Regions from separate parts of the Mus musculus genome. Here region 2 is linked to region 1. The links are chromatin loops, found by intact Hi-C in ENCODE. Cell type or tissue: heart. All regions are shown on one strand.

Region 1 (8,000 bases):
GAACTTGAGCTCAGCCCATATTCTCAGGGCATGGGACCAAGAGTGCTGCCTGCCCTGCCCGACCCTAGGGTAACCATTCTCTTTTCCCCTTCACAGAGGACTGGGGGGACCAGAGGTGCCATACGGCTTTGCCCTACATCTGTAAGCGCAGCAATAGCTCTGGAGAGACTCAGCCCCAAGACTTGCCACCTTCAGCCTTAGGAGGCTGCCCCTCCGGTTGGAACCAGTTCCTCAATAAGGTAGGGAGTTGGGAAGGGACACGGAGAGTCAGAGGAGAGGATGGGAACAGGTGTTGGCTGAGCCTCAGGCATCCCCCCAGCTGTTCTGCCACACCTTTCATCTGTCCGCACACACCTCTCTGTGCCAATGAAAGTGAGGTTCCTTGGAAAGTGGCTCAGTGTTGGTCCACCAGGGAGCAAAATTATCTAAATACTTTGGTGAGTTTTCTAGACCAATAGTTGTCAAGCCTTTTGATAATGAACTCTATTAATAAAACAAATTATTGAGCATTCGTACCCAATCTGTGTGTATATGTTATTTATGTATATGTACATGTGCATGCAGATAAAATTTATAGTTACTCCTATACTACAAAACTATCACCACATGGAGTCAAATATGCACAAGAACAGAACTAAAAACAGATAAAGATAAAAATAGTATCTTTTAAAATTCTCCTATTAGAGCCAGGCAGTGGTGGTACACACCTTTAATCCCAGTACTTAGGAGGTAGAGGCAGGCAGATTTCTGAGTTCAAGGCCAGCCTGGTCTACAGAGTGAGTTCCAGTACAGCCAGGGCTACACAGAGAAACTCTGTCTCGAAAAAAAAAATCTCTATTAGTAAAACAAAAATATGTTTGGGCCATGTGACTGATCAATTATAATAATTAATATTTATGCAATTTTAATAAGAACATATGACTACATACATTTCATTTTCTTGTTTTGCAGAATAAAAATCCATTTATTTTTCATTTGATTTTATTTTTCCACCGATACATAAAAACACAAGAATGATAGCTATTCGGGGGATGCCATGTAATATTTTGTACATTCGTACATTGTATAATGCTTATATTAGGGTAAATGCATCTGTCCCCTGAAGTCATGGTCTTGTTTTAAGGAAAACCATCCCAAGTCCTTCCTTCTAGCTGTTTGACATACTCAATATGTTCTGCCCTGCAGTTACCTCACTGCAGGTGACTTTATCGTGGCGTTACCTTACTGCACACTAGCACCAAAGAACTAGATTGCACATAACCGTACCTCAGTACTCAGTGGCCAACCTTTCCCTGTCCCCATTATGCCCACTGACTGACTCTGCTCTCAACTTTTTTTTTTTTCTTTTTGGGTTTTTAAGACAAGGTTTCTCTGTGTAGCCTTGACTGTCTGGGAACTCACTCTGTAGACCAGGCTGGCCTAGAACTCACAAAGATCCACCTGTCTCTGCCTCTGTCTTGTGAGTGCTAGGATTAAAGCCGTGTGCTGCCACCCCTTTTGAGACAGGGTCTCATGCAACCTAGGTTATCCTTGAACTCACTATGTATGACTGAACTTTTGAAGGTCCAAATGCAGGAATCACAGGTTTATGCAGTTTTAGGCAGTGCTAGGAATAGGACCTAGAGTCTCTGCATGCCAGGCAAACACTTTACCAACTGAGCTATATGCCCCATCAGAAGTTTATTTTTTGCATGCTTAGGTGTGGTTGGCACATGCATGTATGTGCACAGGCCAGAGGTTAACCTTGGGTATTTCCTTAATAATATATAAACCTTATATACAGAGGCAGGGTCTCTCATGTAAGCCCAAAGCTTGCTGATTTGGCTGGTCTAGCTAAGCAGCTTGCTCTAGACACCATCTGTCACCATCTCCCGAGTGCTGGCATGACAAGTGGCCCCCAAACTTAGAGCACTCACATGCGTGCTGGGGATATAAACTCTGGTTCTCATGCTTATCCAGTAAGCACGTTATCCATCCCCACATGTGGACGAAACCACACTGTGTTTCTTTCTGTGTTCAATTTTAAACATTCTTTCCCTTAATTTTTATTTTTTTAATTTTATGCCAGCATGTATGTGTGTGCACCTCTTATGGGCAATACCCATTGAGGCCAGAAGAGGGCATGAGAGCCCTTGGGACTGGAGTTACAGACAGTTGTGAGCTGCTGCTGTGTGGAGCCCAATCCAGGTCTTCTGGGGGGAGCAGCTGATGCTGAGCCATCCTTTGCAGTAGAACCTAAAGGTTTTCTTTTTCTTGACAACATTTAGAAAATTGTCTTTCTTAGTGTTTTAATTTGGGCACAATGGTATATACTTGTAATTCAGACCCTGGAAGGCTAGAGGACAGTGGGGCCACAAGGAGAAACTTCTCAAAACAAAAGTTCAAACAACAACGAAAACTCAAAAAATGAAAAGTGGGAAGGACTTAGGGGTTTGGCTCATTGGTAGAGTGCTTGCCTAGCATATGTGAGGCCCTTAGTCAGACAGGCAGACAGACAGACAGACATGTGCATGTTTGTACAAACACTCGCGCGCACACACACACACATACACATAAATAGTATTCAATACTAGGGAGTCTGAGGCAAAAAGATCCTGAGTTCCAGGCCAGCTTGGGCTACATAGCAAGACCCTGTCTCAAATAATAACAAGCTCCCCACCCACCACCACTAGAATGTGGGCATTTGTGACTTCTGTGCCAGGATGGGAGGGTGGGGCTTTGTCCAGGGAGATCCAGACGCCCTGTGTATGAAAGCCCAGAGCATCAGCTGCTGAGGGCTACCCAGCAGGGCTTCTGGGTATGTGGACAGGGATGTAGAGCTGTGTATCAATTCCATCCCCTGCTCCACAGTGTTTCCGAATCCAGGGCCAGGACCCCCAGGACAGGGTGAAATGGTCAGAGGCACAGTTCTCCTGTGAACAGCAAGAAGCCCAGCTGGTCACCATTGCAAACCCCTTAGAGCAAGGTAGGGTCAACCTATGGGGAGGTGCTGGTGTCTCCCCACAACTCGCTACAGCAGAGCAAACAGGGGCTACCCCATCACTCTTTCCTTTCTTCTGGGGGACTGCAGCATTTATCACAGCCAGCCTCCCCAACGTGACCTTTGACCTTTGGATTGGCCTGCATGCCTCTCAGAGGGACTTCCAGTGGATTGAACAAGAACCCCTGCTCTATACCAACTGGGCACCAGGAGAGCCCTCTGGCCCCAGCCCTGCTCCCAGTGGCACCAAGCCGGTGAGGACCCACACCACAGTGCTTTTCTCTGTCGCTGTCCCCCTCTCCCCTACCTCGCCCTTCCAGCCTCAGCTGTCCTTAGATGGGGCAGCCACTGAGGTTCCCCTAAGTAGCCTTTTCCCCCAGACCAGCTGTGCGGTGATCCTGCACAGCCCCTCAGCCCACTTCACTGGCCGCTGGGATGATCGGAGCTGCACAGAGGAGACGCATGGCTTCATCTGCCAGAAGGGCACAGGTACACGCAGCTGCTACACAGAGACACCCCTGCACTGGCTAGCTGCTCTGGGCCGGTCCAGAAGGAACCAAACATTGAATCTCTTTTCAGGGGCCATAGAGGTCCCTCCAGAGTCATGTATCTGCTTGGGAAGCAGGTGGTCTGCGGGGGGGGGGGGGGTGTGTGTGTGTGACATGCTGCTATGTCTAGGGTCAGAACCCCTGAGGTTCAACGTCAAGGCATCTCCAGCTCCTTCTGCATGTTAGCAAATAGAAAGCTCACTGATAAGGATGGCGACTGGCCATCCCCAGTGGAGACCTGCTCTGAGTCTGATGTCTGGTTTTCCCTAGCTTAGTCTCATACCTGGGAATGGGGTAAGGGTGGATGGGGCAGAGCTCGGTCTGAGTCCTGCCCCCTTTCCCTGTAGACCCCTCGCTAAGCCCATCCCCAGCAGCAACACCCCCTGCCCCGGGCGCTGAGCTCTCCTATCTCAACCACACCTTCCGGCTGCTGCAGAAGCCACTGCGCTGGAAAGATGCTCTCCTGCTGTGTGAGAGCCGAAATGCCAGCCTGGCACACGTGCCCGATCCCTACACACAAGCCTTCCTCACACAGGCTGCACGGGGGCTGCAAACACCACTGTGGATCGGGCTGGCCAGTGAGGAGGTGGGCTCCTAGGTCAAGATTTTGCCTCGCTTACCCCCACCCTACCTTCTGCCTTGATTTCACTTCCTCCTTCCACCTTGAGAGTATGTTCCCTTTATTCTCACCTATGGCTACCTAATACCCAGGGCTCACGGAGGTATTCCTGGCTCTCAGAGGAGCCTCTGAATTATGTGAGCTGGCAAGATGAGGAGCCCCAGCACTCGGGAGGCTGTGCCTACGTGGATGTGGATGGAACCTGGCGCACCACCAGCTGTGATACCAAGCTGCAGGGGGCAGTGTGTGGGGTGAGCAGGGGTGAGTACCACCCGTGAGGGCCAAGGCTTGCGCAGGTGCAGGTGGTTCTGGGAAGATGTTCGGGCTACGTCTTCAATTCTGCACTCCAACAGGGCCCCCACCCCGAAGGATAAACTACCGTGGCAGCTGTCCTCAGGGCTTGGCTGACTCGTCCTGGATTCCCTTCAGGGAGCATTGCTATTCTTTCCACATGGAGGTGCTGTTGGGCCACAAGGAGGCGCTGCAGCGCTGTCAGAAAGGTGGGTGAGAGCAGCCTAGCCCAGATCCGGGACTCTGAGGCCTGGAGAAAGAACTTCCCCTCTGCCTATAGGCACTTATCTCAAGCTCCCCTCGCTGTTTAATACACAGACCATGTTGTGTCATCTACAGAATATCCCACGGTCCACAAGTGCTGAGATTCACACCATCTTGCACTTGAGCTGCCAGAGAAGAGTGCCGGGGTTGCTGTGAAGCGGGAGGGGGGGGAAGTAGTTTGGGGGGGGGGTCTATCACCATAAGGAGAATCTGCTTGTCCTGACATGGGCTTTCTTTGTGTCCAGCTGGTGGGACGGTTCTGTCCATTCTTGATGAGATGGAGAATGTGTTTGTCTGGGAGCACCTGCAGACAGCTGAAGCCCAAAGTCGAGGTGCCTGGTTGGGCATGAACTTCAACCCCAAAGGTGGGTGCTCTGTGTACGGGAAGGGAAGGGCTCAGGCTGCAAGAGGGATGCTTACCACTGTCTCCAGGCTTGTGAAAGTACAGCAGTGGATCGTGGTTATCGCCTCCCACCTAGAAACCCCCCTTCCACCTATTCCCATTCCCACACCTTCCCAATGGGTTCCTTCCACAGGAGGCACGCTGGTCTGGCAAGACAACACAGCTGTGAACTATTCTAACTGGGGGCCCCCTGGCCTGGGCCCTAGCATGCTAAGCCACAACAGCTGCTACTGGATCCAGAGCAGCAGCGGACTGTGGCGCCCCGGGGCTTGTACCAACATCACCATGGGAGTTGTCTGCAAGCTCCCTAGAGGTAAGCCAGGATCTCGGTCAACAGCTGGGCCCATAGCTGGACTCACAGCTGGATGTCCAGCTGGGTCTAGGGTTACTTGATATACAGGGGCATCTGCTTTGGCCGGAGGGCATCAAGTACATTAGTTTGCAGCAAGGACTGACGCAGGGCCTCAACTTTCCAAAGTACACATAAGCCCAGAGGACAGCAAGCCCCATCATTCTATAGTGGTTAGGGACAAGGGATGGTCAAGCCCTGGACACTCACGTATTGACTCTGAGGCCTGGGGATATAGTCCATTTGGTAAAGTCACGCAAGCACCAGGATCCGAGTTAAGATTCCCAGCACCCCAATAAAATCCCAACATTGAGTGCCATCACCTGTAACCCTAAGACAGAAAGGGAGACGTGTATTTGTGTTTTATAGGCCCCTGGAGCTCATTCACCAGCCATGAGCTGAATCCATACGTTGTAGGTTCAGTGGTAGACCCTGCCTCAAAACACCGAGGTAGAGAGGCATCAAGGAAGACACAGTGCAATAACCTTGACCTCTGACCTCTACGCACATGCACACTCACAAGTATCTGCTTATATTCACCTATAAGAACACATACATAGACACACACACACCTGTCCCATCAGCTTCCTCATATATAGAACGGAAATAGTAGAAGCCAGGTCCTAGAGTCCTGGGAGGTTCAGTGACTCTGCAAGGTGACATTCACAAAGCAGTTCACAGGCACTTATTTAAATTGTGACTATGATTTCTGTGAGGACTGATTGTGATTCTCTGGCTCTCTCCTCTCCTACAGTGGAAGAGAACAGCTTCTTGCCATCAGGTGAGTGGAGGGAATGAGCGAGCCCCGGCCTGGTTCTTTCGCTGGCTCCTCTGTCCCTGTGGTCATGACTGGGGCCTGATGTGAACTCCCCACCTCCATCTCAGCAGCCCTCCCCGAGAGCCCGGTTGCCCTGGTGGTGGTGCTGACAGCGGTGCTGCTCCTCCTGGCCTTGATGACGGCAGCCCTCATCCTCTACCGGCGCCGACAGAGTGCGGAGCGTGGGTCCTTCGAGGGGGCCCGCTACAGTCGCAGCAGCCACTCTGGCCCCGCAGAGGCCACCGAGAAGAACATTCTGGTGTCTGACATGGAAATGAACGAACAGCAAGAATAGAGCCAAGGGCGTGGTCGGGGTGGAGCCAAAGCGGGGGAGGCAGGGGCCCCAAGGGCGTGGTCGGGGTGGAGCCAGAGCGGGTAAGGCAGGGGCCCCAGGTCAGCAGGCCCCCATCACCCATCAGCCCAGTTGTCTTTGGATGGCAACCCTTGGGAGTTGCTACTGGGTGCCGGGGGCATAGCTTGCCATGGGGTGGGAGTACCCAGCCTACCATAGAGGCTAGGCTGAGACTTGGCAGTGGGTCATGTTCCCCTTTCCCTTGGGCCTGGGATCGTGTCACCTGGACCTGGACCCCATGGCAACTGGAGGCAATATGAGAAGGGACATGAGCTTATTCATGTCTTTTCCTCCCCAGATCCCTGAGCCTAAACCTGCTGACCTGCAGCCTAGGATTCTTTCCTATCTGTAGGCCTGGAAAGCCTGCCCCGTCCCTTGGGGTGGCTCTCTGTCACCTCTCCTACTCGGCTACATCAGCTCTGTCTCCTCACCCTGCCCTCGTGCCTTTTTTTCCACCCAGTGCCTCCTTCTGAGCCATGGCCCTGGGACTTGGGTGATCTCTCTCTCTCTCTCTCTCTCTCTCTCTCTCATTCTCTCTCTCTTTCTCTCTGGGTGGGGGTCAGCTGAAGAGGCTGGCCAAGCATCTGTCACTCCTGTGCCTGCTGGAATGGACCTAGGGTATGGCAGGAGGGAGCCTAGGTGGCTCAGGTGTACAAACCAGGGCACCGGTGTGGTGTCTGCTGGAGTAGAGATGGAACTTCGGAGAGACACCTTATCCACTCACAGGGTGTCATCTCCTGCTGGTCAGGGGAGGGCTCTGTCCTTGAAAGAGTCCCCTGTGGGGACCAAAATAAGTTCCCTAATGTCTCCGGCTTCTGGCTCTGGCTTGGAGAGAGGGAAGATGGTTTGGAGGGGGAGGGGCGCTGGTGAGGCTGTAACCTGGGACAGCACCAGGTGCTACCATCTGGTGTGGCCTAGGAGACCAACTCATGGAACCACTCAGCACCTTTTTCCAGAGGAGAGTCCCAGCCAGGATGGAGAGTGCCAGTCCCCGTGTCCCAGTGCAGGACGATGTGAACAAAAACTCAAAGCGGACCCTCTATTGTAGTTCTTGATTCTCGAAATGTGCTATTATTGTTTGTCTTTTTTTTTTTTTTTTTAAAGAAGGAAAAAGAGAAAAAGAATAGCAAACAAATAAAAACCTTCCAGAGGCTTGAGAAGTCAGCGTTTGTGCCTCCTTCTCTGCAGAGTCTGACCCCCGCAGCCCTGTAGGGACAGATGGCAGCTCTGTCCAGTTGTTTCTGTAGCCTGCCATTTTGCCTCTGAGCTTTTGGCTCTCCTCAGGAGACAAGTCGTCCCTGCCTACAAGCGTGTGAACTTGGGCACCTGAGCTCATTGTCCCATCAGCTTGAATAGGGCGTAGAGGATCTCCTAGGG
Region 2 (8,000 bases), 510 kb after region 1:
ATTAGAGCCCTTACTTTAACTGTTGACACACTCTGAGGCTGAGACTTGAATTTTCGCTGTAGTTCAGCCAACCTTACAATGAGAGTTTCCGTTTGATTTTCTGCAACTTGAGCTCTGTTGCTACAAGAGAGAAGATTTTCTTCTAGGACACACTTAGCAACTTTTAGATCGTTTACTTGTGTCTGGAGCCTTTCGATTTTATCACACAACTCCTTCCTTTCATTCATCATTCTTTCCACAGATACTAAGAGCAGCCAGCCAGTAAAATCATTTTCCGATTTTTTCCCCATCTTGTAGAAAGCTTTGTGCACTGAATCACCTAATTCATTAAGAAAATCAAGGGCATTAGCTTCTTTAAGTTCGGAATATAGTTTCAACCATGGGTCTTCAAAATTCTCTGAGCTCCCAGGAGGGAGAGAATCTGGAGAGGTTTCAATAGTTGAAAGTGCTGGTGGATCAACAAGCCAATTCCAGTATTTTAAAAGATTCATCCTTGTACTTCTGTTACTCTAGAACCACTCCTGGTACCAACTTCTGTATTAGTCAGGGTTCTCTAGAGTCACAGAACTTATGGATAGTCTCTAGATAGTAAAGGAATTTATTGATGACTTACAGTCGGCAGCCCAATTCCCAACAATTGTTCAGTCGCAGCTGTGAATGGAAGTCCAAGGATCTAGCAGTTACTCAGTCTCACACGGCAAGCAGGCGAAGGAGCAAGAGCAAGAGCTAGACTCCCTTCTTCCAATGTCCTTATATTGTCTCCAGCAGAAGGTGTAGCCCAGATTAAAGGTGTGTTCCACCACACCTTTAATCCCAGATGAAAGGCGTAGCCCAGATTAAAGGTGTGTTTCTTAAACTCGGAGATTCAATCTTCTGGAATCCATAGCCACTATGGCTCAAGATCTTCAAACCAAGATCCAGATAAGGATCTCCAAGCCTCCAGATAAGGGTCACTGGTGAGCCTTCCAATTCCAGATTGTAGTTCATTTCAAATATTGTCAAGTTGACAACCAGGAATAGCCACTACAGTCCCCAATGAAGGAGCCAGAGAAATACCCAGGGAGCTGAAGGGGTCTGAAGCCCCATAGGAGGAACATCAATATGAACTAACCAGTACCCCCAGAGCTCCTTGGAACTATACCACCAATCAAAGAAAACACATTGTGGCTCTTGCTATATATGTAGCAGAGGATGGCCTACTCAGTCATCAATGGGAGGAGAGGCCCTTGGTCCTGTGAAGGCTCTATGCCCCAGTATAGGGGAATGCAAGGAACAGGAATGGGAGTGGGTGGGTTGGGGAGCAGGCAGAGGGGGTAGGGGATAGGGGATTTTCAGAGGGGAAACTAGGAAAAGGATAACATTTGAAATGTAAATAAAATATCTAAAGAAGGAAGGAAGGAAAGAAAGAAGGAAGAAACAGCTAAAAATGAGATTAAGACAAGAGATCTTGAGAAAAAAAGAGTCCATGCAGGGAAAGGGTTGTGCCAGTTGGTTTATTAAGGTAGACGGATTCTGAGCCATTTCTGAGCTATAACTATAATGAGTATAACAAATTCCTCAAAGCTGTAAAGTGCTGTATAAATGTACCTTTTTCCCAGTGTCATGAGAGACTCAGGAAAGGTACATACATTTAGGCTTGCTCCCTGTTTTTATAGATAGGAAATATTTAGGTAGTATCAAATGACAATTTAGAGGGCTGGAGAGATGACTCAGTGCTTAAGAGCACTTGCTGTTTTTCCAAAGGACCTAGGTTCAATTCCTAGCACCCACATGGCAGTTAACAATTGTCTGTAACTCCAGTTCCACGTGATCTGATGCCATCTTCTGGCCCACAAGCATCAGGCATTTTGATACAGGCTCACTGAAACTGTAGCTCATGATAAACTATGCTAGCTGGCAGAGGTCTGTCTGTCTACACCTACCCAGCACTGATTTTACTGACACACAGCCTTTTAGACATGGGTGCTGTCATTTTATCTGACTGAGACAGCTCAGTGCCTAACATAGTTTTCATGGAATTTATTTACTTATACATACCACGTAACTACTTTGAAATGTGCAATTAATAACCTATTTTGAATCATCTTGCAAATCTGAAGATATTGAGTGGATTTTCTACCTGAATTCTTCAAAGAAATCAAGACTTTATATTTGGAATGCCAAATACTAAAATTAAAAGAGGAGCAGCTTTAGAATCTATAACTGTACACTGACTTTTGTTAAATGAAACCTCATTAATCCAAGTCCACATCTGACAGCTTCCGTGTAGTTCAGTGACAGAGTGCTTGGCAGTAAATATAAGTGCCTGGGCTCCATTCCCAGTACTGGAAACATCTCCAAGTACACATAATGATTTTTAACAAAATCAGTAAAAGAAAGTTTTATAATCTTTATCTGTAAAATAATACCTCACTACATTACATAAAAAGCAAGTTATACAAGGCTCGCTGAGCTGTGCATTGCCTCCACATCTGGAATCAATTGAAGCAAAGTGTGGTGAGCCTACATGTTGATTCAAAGACCTGTGTCTGTGAAGACAATAACCACTGGCTGCACAGTTGGCTGAGAGGACGAGGTTTCCCTCTAGGGAACACTGTCTTTAACATAGATAATAAAGCAGAAACTAATCACCTAAAGAAAAGGATGGAGCTCTAAATACAACCTCTGGTTTCTAGTCCTCCTATGGAGTTCAGACTTCTTTGTTTCACTCATAAGCAATTCCTGTAGTTAGCTTTAAATATACAATAACATCCAATATTATTTGATTTCCTTTATGTTTAATGAGAAAGATTTTTACTGCTTAAAAGAGTTGACATTTACAGAATGTATTAAAGAGACTACCACACTTACAGATTAGGAGGTTTGTTTTTTGTTTTTTCAGAATAGAACGCCTCTGCTGTAAACTTGTCTAAGAGGGAAGTAAAGAACAGCATTCCCAGTACGTTCATGAGTGCTATTGGGATGTCTGAGCTACCTATAGGCACAAAGTTAGTTGCTAAGTGAGCACTCAGCACAGTGATGGTGGTACCGCTTAAGATGAGTGTGGACGTGGTGGTGACCATGATGAAGAGGGCAAAATCAGCTAATGTCATTACCCTCTTACTGTGTTCTAAGCACCTTGTCAGACTCTTTCCATAAATCAAGCTTGAATCTCTCCTATTGATGCCATGTTTTCTACTGTATGCAATCACTTTTCTTGGCAGTAATGAGCCAGAAGAGTAATCTATATTAAAGTCACTCTCTGTGCTAGGCGTGAGCAGGTGGAGGTGGAGGCAGGAGGATCAGGAGTTCCAGGCCAGCCTCAGCTCCATGAGTGCAACCCTATCAAAAAGAAGGAGGGGTCTTTTTTGCACTTGCACTTGAGGCAAAAAAAAAAAAAAAAAAAAAACAACCATAACAGAAGATATGGAGTAAATTCTGTGCAACTCTAATGGACAGCTTAAAACAGACAGACAGACAGACAGCCCAGAACCTGAATGTTATTAATACTCTTAAACTCTTAGAATTTAAGACCCACATTTAGCAAAAATCTCACCTTTTTCCTTCTTTCCTTTTTTCTAATTTTGGTACTTTTCCTCTGTTTGAATTTTCAGAAACTGTTCACTGATAATTTTTAGATCTAAGTTATTTTATTTTATAGGCTCATCTTTTAAAGAACAGGACTGTACCATAAAGTGATGTGAGCATGTGTATCTCTTGAGACTACCATGGTTTTCCTCACTGTTTTATTTCTAATGCTTTGTTACAAGAGTAGACCTTTCTATACTACTGTGTGGAATAAATGTTTGCAATATTAATGTACCTCTTCCTTCTCAGTCTTGCTTCTTATCTCATACAATCGAGAAGGCGTAGCCCATTTTATTTATAAACTTTAATTTTAGGTTGTTAGAATATATACATGTATTATGTCTAATTTTTGACTGTGCATAAATTATGCAGTTGCATTAGTGGCTTTTATTTTTATTTGAAAAAAAATTGAGAAAATGGAGAAACCAAAGACAGTGTTAGGGTATGGTCATATGTAACCATAGCTGCTAATAAGCCTGTTTGCAATCTCATCTTTCCATAGGTGGTTGCCTATCACTATTGCCAGGCAGATAATGCCTACACCTGCCTGGTACCAGAATTCGTCCACAATGTTGCTGCCCTGCTCTGCCGCTCACCTCAGCTGACAGCTTACCGGGAACAGCTTCTTCGGGAGCCTCACCTGCAGAGCATGCTAAGCCTCCGGTCCTGTGTTCAAGATCCCATGGCCTCCTTCCGGAGAGGAGTCCTAGAGCCCTTGGAGAACCTCCACAAAGGTATAAATAAGGTTGAAAAGAGCCGTGGTCACTTGCGTTGTGATATAGAAATGATTGTGTTTATTACATTGTCAGAACTAAATGTTCTATAGCTGATGTCTACAGAGTACAGCATGCAGAAGACTTTTCTTGGGTAGAGTGTGATAATGCACATATGTAGTCCCAGCATTTGGAAGAGGCTAGGGTAGGTGGACTGCTTCAATCCAGGAATTAAAAACAAACCTAGGCAATGTAACAGGACGCATTTCAAAATAACAAATCTATGTAGAAACTGATCCTTCCTCCTTCCTTTGTAAAAGTTCTTATTTTGATTTCCAAATAATTTTAGTTTTCTTATAATAAAGGTAGTAGAGCTTCTAATCCTTTCTGTGGAAGTAGAATTAATCAATAAAGTTGCTGCTCCATCTCACTCTTTCAGAGTTTGTAGGGCTAGAATCTATAGTTAGAAAATATCTGCAGTACATTTATTATGCCACCCATGGCTGCATACCTCACTCAGTATTGACACTAGAAATCACTTACTGTTCACTTGGAAGGTATGTAAAAAGGCACATGGACATTTTGTGGTACATAAATTGTATCAGAAAAGCTAGTGGTTGTTAATGAAAATGAAATGAGTGGGCTCTGTCTCCCTCTTGTGCTCATGCCTTACCTTTTCCTTTCCAGCCCTGGTACTCACTGAAGCCTAAGCACAGTCATCTCCTTAAACCTCTCTCCACATTTTTTCACCTTTTAAATTTTTTATTTTTAGTGTGGGGAGGCAGGTTGGTGTGGAGCATTGCATCCATAATACAGCTATATGTGAATGTACACATCCACATGTAAAGAGGCCAGAGGAAGAGGCTGGTGTCTTCCTCTGTAGCTCTCTTCATTAATTGTCGTAACGCTGGGTCTCTGACTGACTGACCATTGAGCTCCTGAATCTTCCTGTCTCTCCTCCCACCCCCAGCACTGGGGTTTCTGGCATGTGCTGCCATACTCAGCTTTTTACATGTGTGCTTGGGAGTCCAGCTTTTGCATAGCACTCTTTTTTTTTTAGATTTATTTATTTATTATATGTGAGTACACTGTAGCTGTCCTCAGATACCCCATAAGAGGGCATTAGATTTTGTTACAGATGGTTGTGAGCCACCATATGGTTGCTGGGATTTGAACTCGGAACCTTCGGAAGAGCAGTCGGCGCTCTTAACCACTGAGCCATCTCGCCAGCCCCCTGCATAGCACTCTGAGCACAATGCTGAGTCGTCCACTACACACTGTGGGCATGCACCCCAAGAAGGTAAATACTGCAGCAGTGTTGTCCAAAACAGTGGACTTAAAATAGAAGTCATTAACAATACTTAAACCTTAAATATGTATAGGTGAGCCTCTTCTAAATAACCTATAGGTCAAAGAGCAGGTCATACAAAGAATGTTTAATATTTCAAAATGAATGATGTAAAATAACTTGTGTGAGTTTCTTTCTTAAACTAGGAAAATAAATTTAATTAGTATAAATAAGGAAGTGATCTTCTAACAGAAATGATTGAAGTAGAAAGTTGATGTGAAATTGGATAATCAAGCCTCAACAAGACTGTTCAAAAAATATGGGAGAAAAACATGAATTAACAGCAACATAAATCAAGAGCTGGTACTACAGTTCATAAAAATATTTTTAAAAATAAACCATTATAAACAACCTTATCACAATAAAATTCAACAAACTGACTAAAGTAGACAGGTTATTCTTAAAACACACATATTGCTTAACATATTTTAAAAAAAAAAGAAAAGGACATTTCATGATTTAGTCAGGCAAGCATAACACTGATGGACATCAAAATGTCAAACATATGGATCTTTTAAAAACTAAAGAAAGAAGAAGTAGATTATACACCATTATTCCTCATGGCTATCATAACAAAATCGTTGAAGAAGAAAAAAGCTAATACCGAAGTTAGTTTCTACTTGGTCAGGATTACAGTGTTAGCTTAACATTTGGAAGTTAATCTATATAATTTATCATATTAACAAAGGCTCATCCATATAATTATCCTAATAAGTACATAAACCCAGATGTCCATCAATGTAATGAATAAACGGATTGTAAACTTGTTCAATGGAATTCTTCTTAGTAATAAAAAGAAACAAATACTACATTCAACAGTGTTAGTCTCAGAGGAAACAAATGTGTGTAGCCTGTGGTGATCGAATTTAAACACTGGCTAGCTGCCCTTTGATCACTGACAGGAAGGATACCTAAGGGAATTTTCTTGAATGACAGAAATGTTTTTCAATTTGACCAGGTTTTTAGTTGCGTGATTATATATATATTTACCAAAACTTATCAGAGTATATAATTGAAAATTATATATCAGAGTATATAATTGAATTAAAAATCATATATACATATCCTCAGGTAGCTAGAGTTTTCCTCCCAGGGGAGTTTTACGGAAAATACTTTTCAATTCGTAGTCAGGAATTAGATTGTTAATAACGCACTTCTCCTTTAAAAAAATATAGACAGTATTTTCCAAAATTTTTAAAGATTCCAAAAGCTTCCCAGTGGGCATTTGCTTCAGCCACCAATATGAAGTGAGAGAACAGGAGCACCAGAGCAGAAAGGAGGTGATTCTGAGGGACAGACAGTGGCTGTGGGTCTGTTAGCGACTCCTGTGTGCTGTACTCAGAAGCACACTAAGATGCAGTTGGGATTTCAGCACTCGCTGTTTCCTCTTCTCATTCAGTGTCTGTAATCATTACTTATCTCCGGCACCTATGTACAGTCCTAGAAGGGACTACTAGGGAAGACTCCAAAGATTTACTAAGGGTATATGTAAGCAAAGGCAATGAGGAACACCAGGGGATGTTATTTACAGGGGTTAAAGCAAGATTAAAAGCCTGGGAAACTTTTCCAGTGACTTCTCAGCTAGAGCAGTGACTCATAATTTAAAAGTCTCAGTTAGTCCATGACAAAATAAGAAAATGAGACTATCTAGAATTTGAGTGGTCATAGATACAGATTTTTAAAGTATAAAGAAGTTAATATATTTATTTTTTAATTAAAATTTTTTTCTGATGTAAAATGAAGTTTATTTGGGGCATGAGAAGGGGGCGTTGAGGAGAGAGTAGAGGCAGAGAAAGAGGGGACAGAAAAGGATGGAGAAAGAAAGGGAAGGAAAAGAGGAGGAGGCCAGAAAGAGCTAACATTTGTCTATGAAATAATTCTGATAATAAATAGTAGTTTCAGACTAGAGAAATGGCTCAGCCATTAAAGACTAAACTCACGATCAAAAAATAAATAGTATCTGCATTTTAAATGTTCATACATTTAAATGGCAGAATATAAAATATCAATTTTTGTTTGTCCTTACTTTATTTTAATTTTTTGGTTTTTTGTTTGTTTGTTTGTTTTTGTTTTTGTTTTTCGAGACAGGGTTTCTCTGTGTAGCCCTGGCTGTCCTGGAACTCACTTTATAGACCAGACTCAGAAATCTGCCTGCCTCTGCCTTCCAAGTGCTAGGATTAAAGGCATGCGTCACCACTGCCCAGCTATTTTAATTTTTAAAATTCTTTTAATATTCTGTAAAAGCTTGAAAATGAATATAAAGAAGCATTCATATAAGGCTATTGCATTTTAAAAGCAGTTTGAAGACATTAAAGTCTCTTCTCTTAAGTGTATAACTCGTGAATCTCATTAGACAAAAAAAGAAATTATTT

What was found. Hi-C counts contacts between places; a loop is a spot of excess contacts. Peaks named below come from ENCODE experiments on the same cell type or tissue, not always from the same donor. Only the 100,000 strongest peaks of a DNase experiment are listed, where the experiment ranks them.
Region 2: a loop joins it to region 1, with 4 times the contacts of the local background. A loop is called at or near these places in 6 of 42 quality-filtered maps.

What each region holds. Positions count from the first base shown.
Region 1 is chr11:105,343,360-105,351,359 of GRCm38, forward strand. Mrc2 (mannose receptor, C type 2) reads left to right here. Exons shown (of 30, transcript NM_008626.3): 20 at 97-239; 21 at 2,851-2,965; 22 at 3,071-3,234; 23 at 3,361-3,469; 24 at 3,876-4,114; 25 at 4,240-4,408; 26 at 4,501-4,647; 27 at 4,948-5,067; 28 at 5,239-5,418; 29 at 6,209-6,235; 30 at 6,340-7,786. The coding sequence ends at 6,566. Among named protein-coding and RNA genes, the nearest start is that of Mrc2, 55 kb to the left of the region's middle. In heart, CTCF peaks have their summits at 2,103 (motif pointing right) and 4,610 (motif pointing right); a DNase peak (open chromatin) is centred at 4,622; H3K4me3 peaks cover 465 bases; H3K27ac peaks cover 2,196 bases.
Region 2 is chr11:105,853,328-105,861,327 of GRCm38, forward strand. Tanc2 (tetratricopeptide repeat, ankyrin repeat and coiled-coil containing 2) reads left to right here. Exons shown (of 26, transcript NM_181071.3): 11 at 4,070-4,301. Among named protein-coding and RNA genes, the nearest start is that of Cyb561, 87 kb to the right of the region's middle. In heart, a CTCF peak has its summit at 4,938 (motif pointing left); no DNase peak of the experiment used is centred here.